Regions from separate parts of the Homo sapiens genome. Here regions 2 and 3 are each linked to region 1. Evidence: chromatin contacts called from ENCODE Hi-C data. All regions are on one chromosome and are shown on one strand. The core of a region is the stretch at or near the end of the contact, and the rest is flanking DNA. Distances in the headings are between cores, read along the strand shown. Region 1 overlaps CTBP2 (C-terminal binding protein 2). Region 2 overlaps FAM53B (family with sequence similarity 53 member B). Region 3 overlaps LHPP (phospholysine phosphohistidine inorganic pyrophosphate phosphatase).

What was found. A loop is a pair of places that touch in the nucleus more often than their neighbours do. Pooled maps may share reads with other maps.
Region 2: a map with no recorded cell type shows a loop between it and region 1 (30-fold over the local background). The contact joins two enhancer-like sites. A Hi-C loop is called at or near these places in 6 of 37 single-sample maps with no recorded cell type and 6 of 50 pooled maps.
Region 3: a map with no recorded cell type shows a loop between it and region 1 (9-fold over the local background). The contact joins two enhancer-like sites. A Hi-C loop is called at or near these places in 13 of 37 single-sample maps with no recorded cell type and 9 of 50 pooled maps.

The regions. Positions count from the first base shown.
Region 1 is chr10:125,062,636-125,066,246 of GRCh38, forward strand. The region is part of intron 2 of CTBP2 (C-terminal binding protein 2); the gene reads right to left. Among named protein-coding and RNA genes, the nearest start is that of MIR4296, 32 kb to the left of the region's middle. RefSeq lists an enhancer at 348-945. Within about 2 kb of position 2,241, at least 15 of the 41 ENCODE cell types and tissues checked have a DNase peak (open chromatin) inside an H3K27ac peak, as active enhancers do.
Region 2 is chr10:124,687,552-124,691,054 of GRCh38, forward strand. The region is part of intron 3 of FAM53B (family with sequence similarity 53 member B); the gene reads right to left. Among named protein-coding and RNA genes, the nearest start is that of FAM53B-AS1, 15 kb to the right of the region's middle. RefSeq lists enhancers at 223-724, 1,352-1,431. Within about 2 kb of position 1,485, at least 5 of the 41 ENCODE cell types and tissues checked have a DNase peak (open chromatin) inside an H3K27ac peak, as active enhancers do.
Region 3 is chr10:124,600,053-124,603,461 of GRCh38, forward strand. The region is part of intron 6 of LHPP (phospholysine phosphohistidine inorganic pyrophosphate phosphatase); the gene reads left to right. Among named protein-coding and RNA genes, the nearest start is that of FAM53B-AS1, 100 kb to the right of the region's middle. Within about 2 kb of position 1,384, at least 3 of the 41 ENCODE cell types and tissues checked have a DNase peak (open chromatin) inside an H3K27ac peak, as active enhancers do.

The DNA.
Region 1 (3,611 bases), core at 991-3,490:
GCTGGATCACCTGAGGTCAGTTTAAGACCAGCCTGGTCAACATGATGAAACCTCCTCTCTACTAAAAATACAAAAAATTAGCCGGGTGCGGTGGCACACGCCTGTAATCCCAGCTACTCAGGAGGGTTGAGGCAGGATAATCTCTTGAACCTGGGAGATGGAGGTTGCACTGAGCTGAGATTGCGCCACTGGGCGCCTGGGCAACAAAGCGAGACTCTATCTCAAAAAAATAAAATAAAATAAAAAATAAACCACTGAGGGCACCCAAGGAACAACATCTGCTGTGCACCCGTTTTCCTAATGGCCCCAAGAGAGGCTGGCTGAACAGACAACTATGCTCAGATGATCTTTCTGGCGTTCCAGTGAGCAGGCTGGGCCTCCACAGGAAGAGAGCTCAGCCAAAGAAAGGACAGCTCCCCAGCAGCGAGGCAGGGCCCTGGGCAGCTGTGCACAGCCTCGGCCAGCCTCGAGCTGGACCTCAGCCGCAACTGTGTGCTGTGCTAAATGGCCATCATTGGTGGAACCAAAAACGAACAATGGGAAAATTATCACATTATCCTTCTACGAAGCAATCTGGAAAGCTAATTACGTGTTACTCTGCGCACATCTTCATCTCTGATGTGGAAACAGCATGGGCGAATCGGTCTGGTGGGGAAAAACATCATACTTAAGAAATACGGAGAATTTATTTCTCCGCAAGCCACATACGTGTTTTACCCCACACGTCATGAGGCCTGTGGCACCCCGATGGGGACTGAGCATTCACTCTTCTGCCCACGTGAGGAACCAACAAAAGCTGGCAAGGACACCCCAGGATAACACCCAAACACGTCGACTCGTGCGAAAGGCCTCATGCACGATCCTTTCTTGCTGTGGCAAAACCGTTAAGTTTCTCTCAACACACACAAAACCGAAGTAAAATGCTCATCCTCTGGCTCCCCTACAGTAGTAAAAATTAATTGCCACATAAAATTGCTGATTCCTACCAAATGAAGCTGTACGATTTATCAGCTCATGGATGGCGCAAACTCAATGGTGGTTTAACTACATCACCTGAGTTATTGCTGTGTTTTCTCTCAGTGACAGCTTTACGGGGAATGTAAGTTTTGCGAATTCATTCATGTAGGACAAACTTCCAAAGTAAACAAAAGCATTAAGCAGACACAGCTCTCCCGTGGCTATGTCACAGCGATTCTCAAAGCCACAGGGTGTCTGGGCAAGAAGGGTGGACACCCCGTGTAGGGACCCCTGCAGCAACTCCATCAGGCACGGTTTTCCCCCACCCCCAGGCTGCAGTGCCACCTTCCAGGGGTGCTCTCTGCTGAAGCCCTCAACCCCCCGCACCCCAACTTTAGAGGCCATCGTAATTTAATTATCCAACTCCAATTCCACATAGGAATCCAGTTATTTAAAATGCATTAAAAAAATAAATCACTGCCAGTAGGTTTTGTATTTTTGGCCAGGACAAAGAATTTATAAACAGCTTATATATATGGTGTGGAAGACAGTTAGATGGTGAATACCTCAGGGAACACCATAGTCTCCTCGGTTTTCACCAGAGTTTGCCTGGGAGCCGGGACATCCCTATCATTTTATGGGCTATTTCTGTTTTCTTCATCATTTGTCCCCTGTCCATTAGACAACAATGGATTGATCTTTTTCTAATCTGAATTAGGCCAGGCACAAACAGGTAAGTTACCTTCCGGTTTCCATAATTACGGGAACAGGCAAGTACTTCTTCCAAACTCAGGCCTTCAGAGAAAAATAACTGTGGTGGGAGGGGTGCAATCCCTGGGGAAACAGCGTTCTTGGTGAGGACAATGCTGAGGTCACCCATCGGTCTCCGAAGAATAGCAGTTCTACTTCTCAAGGGAAGAGAGCCCCAACTCTAAGAATTTCAGGTACATGAAAAAAAAGTGCCACAATCCATTGTCCAAGTTTGCCTTATGTTCTATTTATAGTCAGAGTGCGTGCTCTGAATCTGTTTTAGAATCATGTTCTTCAGGACAACTTGAAATAAAAATCAGAGAAGTTTAGTTTCAAAAAAGGCAGAGAGGTGACTATCCACCCAGGAGACTTCACCCATTCCCGCCACGCCAGTGTCCCCAGTCAGCCTTGACCCTGCTTCCCTGACTGTGTAGTGAGATGTGGGGATTCAGCCCAAGGCTTGTGGTTAAAGACAGAGGAAGAAAAGACAAAGAATGAAACCTTTCTGGTTTGGTGACTTAGCTCAGAGCTGGTCTGGCTCTTCTCTACTTTCTTGCCAAGTTTTGCATATTTGGGATTTCAGTTTCACAAGCTTCCCCACCTCACTGGTTTTACTGCTTAACGAGCAGAGAATATGCTCTAATGATTATCTGAAACACACCCACAGGTAACCACAACTGTTTCACACAGAACAGGAAATGCCCAGCAAAGAAACTCTCACTTGATGATGAAATGTTTGCCACTAGAAAATACATCGTACTGTCCCCATTCCATGGGCTCCCCAAACCACTCTGCACAAAAACTGTGGTTGCGGAGGGGCTGCTTGACAGACTGTTCTTTGACTGGGCTCTTCAGGTTCCAGTCTTTCCAGGGAGGTCCAGCCATCATCAGATCCAAATGGAAGTCTTGCAACTGGGGCACTCTGCTTGAACTCAAATGCCCCCAACAAGAGCCTTGTTCTCTTTGTGATGATTTCCTGTGCTGCACACATGAATCTGTGCTTTTCTCAATGTGCACTTTTTAAAAAATTGAAAACAACCCAAGGATGAGTCAACATTTTAATGCAGCTCATACCTGACTGTCAACTTCAGCAAAATAAAGGGAAGGAAGAGCAAAGCCCGCAGGGGCTTTGGGGAAGGCGAGGTGGCGAAGGGAAGAGGCAGGATCCGGCTAACAAATGCCAGTATCAGGGAAATACCAAGTCCACATCCTGCGCAGTCAGCTCCCCAGGATTTGTTTTTGTGGGTCTCTGAGCTGAGAGCTAAGGGGGCCGGAGGGAGAAAGTGGGAGGTAAAGTTAGAGGAGGGACTCACTGTAGGAGCACACTGCCAGCTCTTGTGGCCAGCCCCAGTGGAAAAGAAATCCCACTAAATTTACATCCATTCGTGCTCCATATGAAGAAGCTGAGGGTCACTGTCCTCTTCTAGCTATTTCATTCAGCTGGCTTTCCAGTCTATCAGAAAAATGCCATCATCGGCTGGGTGTGGTGACTCTCACCTATAATCCCAACACTTTGGGAGGCTGAGGTGGGCGGATAGCTTGAGCCTAGGATAGCTTGAGACCAGCCTGGGCAACATGGCGAAACCCTGTCCTAAGAAAAATACAAAAATTAGCCTGGCTTGGTGGCATGCGCCTGTAATCCCAGCTACCCAGGTGGCTGAGGTGGGAGGATCGCTTGAGCCCAGAAGGCAGAGGTTACAGTGAGCCCTGATTGTGCCATGGCACTCTAGCCAAAAAAAAAAAGCCGTCATCTTCTTGATGGTGAACTCCCTCTAATGCTCAGGCTGATGTCCTAACACCCAGGACAACGTCTGAGTGACCAGTGGCTCTTGGCTGAGGGATGTGAGCTATGAGCCCCTACATCACAGCTTCTGTTAACATGGCGATGGCTAGGCACAGGCAGC
Region 2 (3,503 bases), core at 235-2,734, 380 kb before region 1:
TAGCTGAGGCTTGACTCAGCCAGAGCTGCAACAGGGTGCCAGCCTCTGTGGAATCCGGCTGGAATGGAAACCTGGCTTCTCTGACTAGGATTTCTCAAAGTGTGACTTCTGGGCCACCTACAGGAGCATCCTTTGGGGGTGTTTGTTAAAATGCAGGTTTCTAGACCCCGTCTCTGACTTGGTAAATCAGAGTCTCTCTGGGTAGGCATTTGCATCTTAATAAGCTCCCCAGGTTATTTCAATGCAAAAATGTTGAGAAATGCTGTTCTGGAAAGCAGATGACATGGAGAACTGAGTTCTCAAACATCTGTCCGAATGGCGGCCCATCCAGACCATCCAGCACCACTGCCCAGAAGCTTCAGGAGGGTTGACAATTCTGGTCTCTACAAATTTGAATTCATAACAACACTGAAAGTTGGTGTTTATGTTTTGGTTTGGGCTAATTCCAGGAAGAAGTATGGAGAAGGATCACTTCACCCATCAGAGGTTTCACAGGACAGGATGGGGACCCTCAGGGCTTCCTTCTCAAGCTACACAACATGCTCTTGATGGACAGCCACTAGCAAAGGCCTTAGAAGCTAACTCACTCCTATGAACAAGATGAGTGTGAAGCCTCCCACTTTCTCCCTGAGAACACGCAAGGGCCCATCAGCTGTGTCCTAAAGATACGCAGAAGGGCCCCCCATCCATCTGCAGCCTGACACCAAGCCCCTGGCAGACCTGAGCAGAGCGCGATGGCCCACAGCCTGAGAGCATGGCACCAGCCCATTCAGTTCTATGCTGCGCCTGTTGCTTTAGCCTTTAGGGCATGTAAAGCTTCTCCACGTCCCCACTGAGCATTATCTTCACAAGTCTGAAATGATACACACGAGAGCGTGTGCATTTGTGTGTAGCGTAAACACACAAGAGCCTTTGCCTGCAGATGGGAGGGTGAACACACAAGCATCCCTGGGCCCAGTTCTCTCACAGTCTTGGACAGACTAGGTAAGCAAGGTCTCTTCCAAAGCTGAGGTTTGATGACTGAGCTTGCAGTTTCTGACTTTTGACTATGCCACAAAGAACAGGAGAATGAGTTGCCTACATATGCAGAGACAAGGACTCAAATTCCCAAATTCGCACTCACAAGGCTCTGGTCCTGCCACCGTTTGACTAAGAAGGGCAGAAGACTGCTGTGTGCACAGATCCTAGAGCTTGAAGCAAGAAAAACACTCAGAGGAATACGAATGGCATTTGACCTCAAATGTTCTTATTTCCATTCCTACCCTTAAATTTGAAGGAAAATTCCCAGGGCTCCAGATTCTTGGGGGACTATAAACCTTCATATTTTCAAAAGATAGAGGAGCTTTATAGCCCTAGAGAGCTCTGTGCTATGTTTTCGATGGTGCCTTATGGTCACATAAGTACAGAATGTGGTTTCCAGAAAAGGTTAAGCACCTCAAGTACAGACCAAGATACGAAATGCCCCGATTAGCAAGCCTGCTGTCAGATCACAACCAGCTGACTCATTCTTACATTTCACACCTATCTACTTGTGCTGACAATGAGTATCTCTCCCCTGCCCTGTAGGTTGGGTTGTGCTAACTTGGCCTCAGGGCCACAAAGATTCTATGCTTGGTTTGGGGAGAAGCTCACCAACCCATCAATGGGAAAATCAAGAGAGCCGAGGTGTCTTTCTGAAGGCGGTTTTGCTAAACTGATCTTACGAAAAGAACATGGGGGTGGGGGGGACACAAGCAGGGCAATGACATGAGCTCCCCCACAATCGTCTCATCTGTTTTTAAATGGACTTTAGAGCCTCTGGCTCCCTGGAGAGTCTCTTTGCCTGTATGACCAGAAGGAGACTCAGTTCAGAGCAGTGTCAGGAACAAAAAGTCCTCGGGCTTTGCCTGCCAGGCCTCAGCTTCAGGTCCTGCCCACGCACCTGGGATGGACTGTAAAATGGCAGCTGTGTCTTGGATTCGGGGACAGCAACACAGGACACCAAGTTCCTCACACAAGGCACAAGGAACAAGGGATTCCGATGGCTAGAGGTAATGCACCATCAGGCCCCACATCCAAGGAAGAAGGCAGGCGGGTCTGCAGGACTCTGGGAGGTGACAAAGAAGCTACTAAGGACAAAGATCGGGGTTCAGAGCCATTACCAGGGCCCTGCCCTTACCAGCAGAGTTGGGGTGGCCCATGGCAGCTGCCACTGCTTCTGGGAAGTCTTTGCTCTTACAAAAAGATGCCCAGTGAGATCCTCACAGTTAAAAACCACACCAGATGGGGCACTGGGAAGAGGGGCCTCAATCTCACCATCTGCACAAGGCTGGGTAGACTAGGGTCTTGTGACAGCCCTTTTGGGTCTGACCAGGACTTCCTATTCTACCCCTCAGCTCCCACAGGCGTTCATAAATGTACAGGGAACAGCTAGTATTTGCACTGGCAACAAGAACTCTGAAGGGACAACAAGGTCAGTTTGGTCCATCTCCTCTGGATTTCCATCCTGATTGTGGGTGTGCACAGAGCAAGTGAAACGGGCAGCTGCTGGTGATGCATCTCTTAACTGATGTACACAGCAAAGCGGGGCGCCATTAAACCGACGAGGGAACTGGCGACAGGCAGAGCTTTTCACGAAACTGTCAATAAATGCATATTTACTGTTAATCAGCTAACACTCCAATAGGGTCCTTGCTGAAGCTGAGAAAGAGCATGAATGTGCATCCCAAGCACGTGACTCATCTCATGGGTTGTCACAGCAATCTCCATCTGACTGATGGGGGAAACTGGGCTTCAGAACGATGTCACATCTCCCCCATGGACACACATCCAGCAAATGACAGAGCCCAGACGTCAACCTAGTCTGTAGACCCAAGGTCATGCTCTTGCAGTTGGGCCAGGCTGCCTAACTTGACCATTTCTTCATGTGGAAGGCATGGCACCCAGACAGGCTGGCAGTGGCCATTCCCTGTCCTCTGGCACTATTGTGGTCCCCTCCCCATCAGGTGAGCCCAACCTGGGTAAGAAGGCAGCCCTGGGAAGCTCTGTCTTCACTCGTCACTGGCAACAGTTACCATGTGCCAACCACATTTTACATCTACTTCCATTCTGTGCTTTATTATTCCTGAAAAACTGCCTGAAACCAATGAATGGTACAAGGAAGAATTTACATACCCTTTATGGACAAACTATTTTAGAGATTTTTAAAAATCACACATATGACCATAATAAAAATAAAAATAATAAAGCAAACCCTAAAAAGTCATATATATATACATACTTACATATGGATGTAATTTTTTTTCAATGAAAACAAATCTCATTCTAGCCTACACTGGTTAATGAGCAGTCTCTTACTGGAGGACCTGGCCCAAAGATCACATTCAAAATGGCTGTCTCTGCAAAAGAGAAAAAGTGGCAGAGACCAAAAATTGGGCCTGAGAAGCTCTGATTTTGTTATTGCTGTCACTCATTTTGATTCTTCGTTTATTTGTTCTAAGAATCAAAAGCACTCAAGCTCTGAG
Region 3 (3,409 bases), core at 134-2,633, 460 kb before region 1:
CCAAGTGAGGCAGGGGCAGTTGGGGACATGAGTGCTCGGGAGCGGGGAGAGGGGGCAGCTGGTGGGTAAGCAGAGGCCAGCTCCAAGGCCCCCCTGTGGGCCACATTAGGGAGACAGGGTCTGGCCTTGTTGGTAGCGCGGCCCCTCGCAGTGATGGGTCCCCTGTCAGACCTCCAGGATCCTGGGTTGCTGGTTTGGCGCAGCCCCGGCTTCTGTGAGCTTTTGTTTCTGTTACTGGCACCTGCAGCTCTTCCTAGGCCCCTGCCCTGGGGCACTGGTGCCTGCTTCGCCAAAGGCACAGAGGGCTGCAGGCGACTGGGGCAGGGTGGGGGGCTCGCCTCTTAGGGCTCAGCTTCACTGGCCAGAAACAGGGCTGGCTCGATCTGGGTGTTGGCCTGGGTGGGGTGGCCAGCATGCCCACACCTCTCAGTCTGGATGTGGGGAGAGGTTGTTCCATCCAGGGCAGTTGGTCTCCAGAAGGAAATTCTCTGTATCTGGGTGCTGCAACCTAGGTGCCCGGGGTCTCACGCAGTGGGGCCTCCCCGGAGGAGGTGAAGTGCATGTGGCCCCTCGTGCTGGATGGAGCTGGACTCTAGGGAGGACCAGGAGGGTGAGCTCAGGCCAGGGCGCCAAGGCCCTGAGCCCCAGGGGCCTGCCTGTCTGCCCATCATTCCTCCACTCATGGGGAGGGACTGCCCCCCAGCCCAGATTTCTAGGAGGGCCGAGGCTCACAGGAAGCCAATGCCAGGCGATAACCCACAGTCCCCAGTGGTCAGTAGGAAGGAGGCTGCCTGCTTGTGTGCTCATTAGGAGCCAAGGCCATGAGGCCACTAACGGAATGTCCCTGATCTCAGGGATCTCAGTGTGGAGGTGGCAGCACACAGGTAACCAAACAATTGTGGCAGATTGATGGGTGCTTTGATGGGGTCCACACAGTTACCGTGGAGTGCAGAGTGGGCACCTAACTGAGGAGGCAAGGGTTGGAGGGAGGAAGGTTTCAGGGAAGACTTCCTGGAGGAGGTGACTTGTTCTTAGGGAATGAGGCCCAGGGAGCTAAAGCTTTAGGGCAGGGCAGCAGATTCAGAGACACCCCCAGGGGTAGGGGGAAGTGCACTAGAGTGACGTGTGCCTGGCGTGGGAACAGGGAGACATTAGAGAATAGTGGGAGTGTGGCAGGCTGGGCCCGCCTTGCCCCTTTCAAGGAAGCAGCTGCCGCGTCACACGCTGCAGCGCAGTGCTGCCCATGGTTTGTCGGCCCATATTGTGGGATCTTTCAGATTTTCTCAAGAAGCCAGGTTTCCAGCTCCTAGGTTTGAAAAGTTCTATGTGCGCTTGACCGGGGGGCCTTACGTACGTGAATTGGGTGAGGGCCTGAGACAGGCGGGTGAGCACTTGCCCCACACTCCAGCCAGGATTGGGGGTTCAAGGTACCGCATTTGCCACGTGAGGGAGTCTCTGGAGACCACCAACCCGCTGGTGGGCGGCCAAGCGTCACCACCAGTCCCTCTCAGTGCGTCCCACCTCTGTTCTCAGCCCCTGCGGTGCCCGCAGTCAGTGGGGCAGTGAGAACCGCGCAGGAAATAGCTGGCGCCATGGTGTCGGTTCTGGTTGACAGAGTGCCACCTGGCTAAACCCAGCCGTAAATAAGCCCCGTTTCCTCCCTGTGGACAGAGACTGGTGGGTGCCAAGGTTCACGGCAAAAACCCTTCCCCGCCAGGCCCCACTGCTCTCTGCCTGGCTGGCACACGCCCTTGCCTCAGGCCTGGCTCCCCGGGTCCTGTTGACCACCAGGCTGCAGATCCCAAGGAATGCAGGCATCTGGGTGGCCCCACGTGGAGCACCAGCCATGGGGAGGCCGTGGGCTACCAGGCCCTGCGTGCACTCGCAGCATGCACCACTCCTTCTCCAGGTCCCGTTGACCTCCATGTGTGCTGTGCCCCGTCCTCCGCTGCACTGCCTCTTCGTAGTGCCCCAGCTCCATCCGGGGGTGGGTGGGAGTGGAGACCCCTGCCTACAGGCCTCCGGGTCTAGCCAGAGTCAACCAGCCCACCAGAGACACCCAGATGCAGGCTATGCCCCACGTGCCCAGGGAGGATCTGCTGACGTGAGCCCAGATTTCGATTCTTGTGCGAGGGAGACGAACCAGGTTTAAACCCCAGCTCTGCCACTTCTGGCTGTGACTTTGAGCATGGCTGTTCATCTCTGGGGGTCTCTCTCCTCATCTCAGAGAAGCAGATCATGGTGCGCACCCCATGGCGCGCTGTGCAGAGCACATAGAGACGCCACCCACAGCTGGCTTACTGCAGAGGTGTGGGCCCATTGTGGTATCGCTGATGTCCTGGAGGCCACAAGTCTGCTAGCTAGAGGAGCCTCACCTGCATCCCGGGGCCTGCCCACTGGCTGGTGGAGAGCTCTGGGTTGTGGGCAGCAGGCAGGCCTATTTCCAGTGAGTCTGTGGCTCCTGGGGGTGTGTGAGACCTTGGGCAGATCCCTTCCTGTGCCTCGGTTTACCCACTAGGGCTCAGAGCCCTGGGGGACTGGCTCAGTGAGTGCCTCCTTCTGCGAGGAGAGACTTTTGTCCTTACTAGCCAGAGGACAGGTCAGCCGGGGCAGGCTCTGGGCCCTGGGCACCACCCACTGGAAGGAAAGGGGGTTCAGTTAGCCCAGCCCTGCCCCCCAATGGAAGAAAATTGGGGTTCAGTTAGCCCAGCCCTGCCCCACCCCAGCTCTTCACACATCCAGATCCAGATGGGGGCCAGACCACCAGGAGACTGTAAGGATCCAAGGCCGAGGGGCAGGAGACGCAGTGCGCCCCTCTCCTATTTCTGGGTTGCAACCGCCCACACATGTGCACACAGGGAAGATGTCTCTTTTGGTTGGGGGGCACAGGACCCCACCTCACTCTTAGCTCTGAGACACCCTTGTCAGGCCTCCTGGACAGGTGGGAGGGACAGGGCAGGGTGGGGTGTGGCCAGCTGCAGTCCCTGGGAGGGGTACTGGGGCTGGGCCAGGCCAGGGCAGGACAGAGTTGGGGAATCCAGGCCCCTCACCATTGCCCTGGCTCTTTGTATGTAGTGCTGCCTGCGGGCGGCAGCCTAGCTGGACACCTGCAGTGCGCTCATGCCCAGCCTCTGTGGGTGTCTGGCTCACCCCACGTGGGAGGAAGGCGGGCACGGGTGGTTTGGGCTGGGCAGGCCCAGCCCGGGTGCACAGCTTTCTCATCCACACACACATTCCATGTGTAGGGGCTCAGGGGGAGGGGTCACCTCCTCCCTCCCCACCCCTCCTTGTTACAGAGGAGCAGATGGCCAAACGGATGGGGGACAAGCACCTGACAGGGCCACTGCTCCTGCTCTCAGCTGGGCCAGTGGGAAAGGGAGCTTGGCACCTCCAAGGGAGGTCCCAGCCA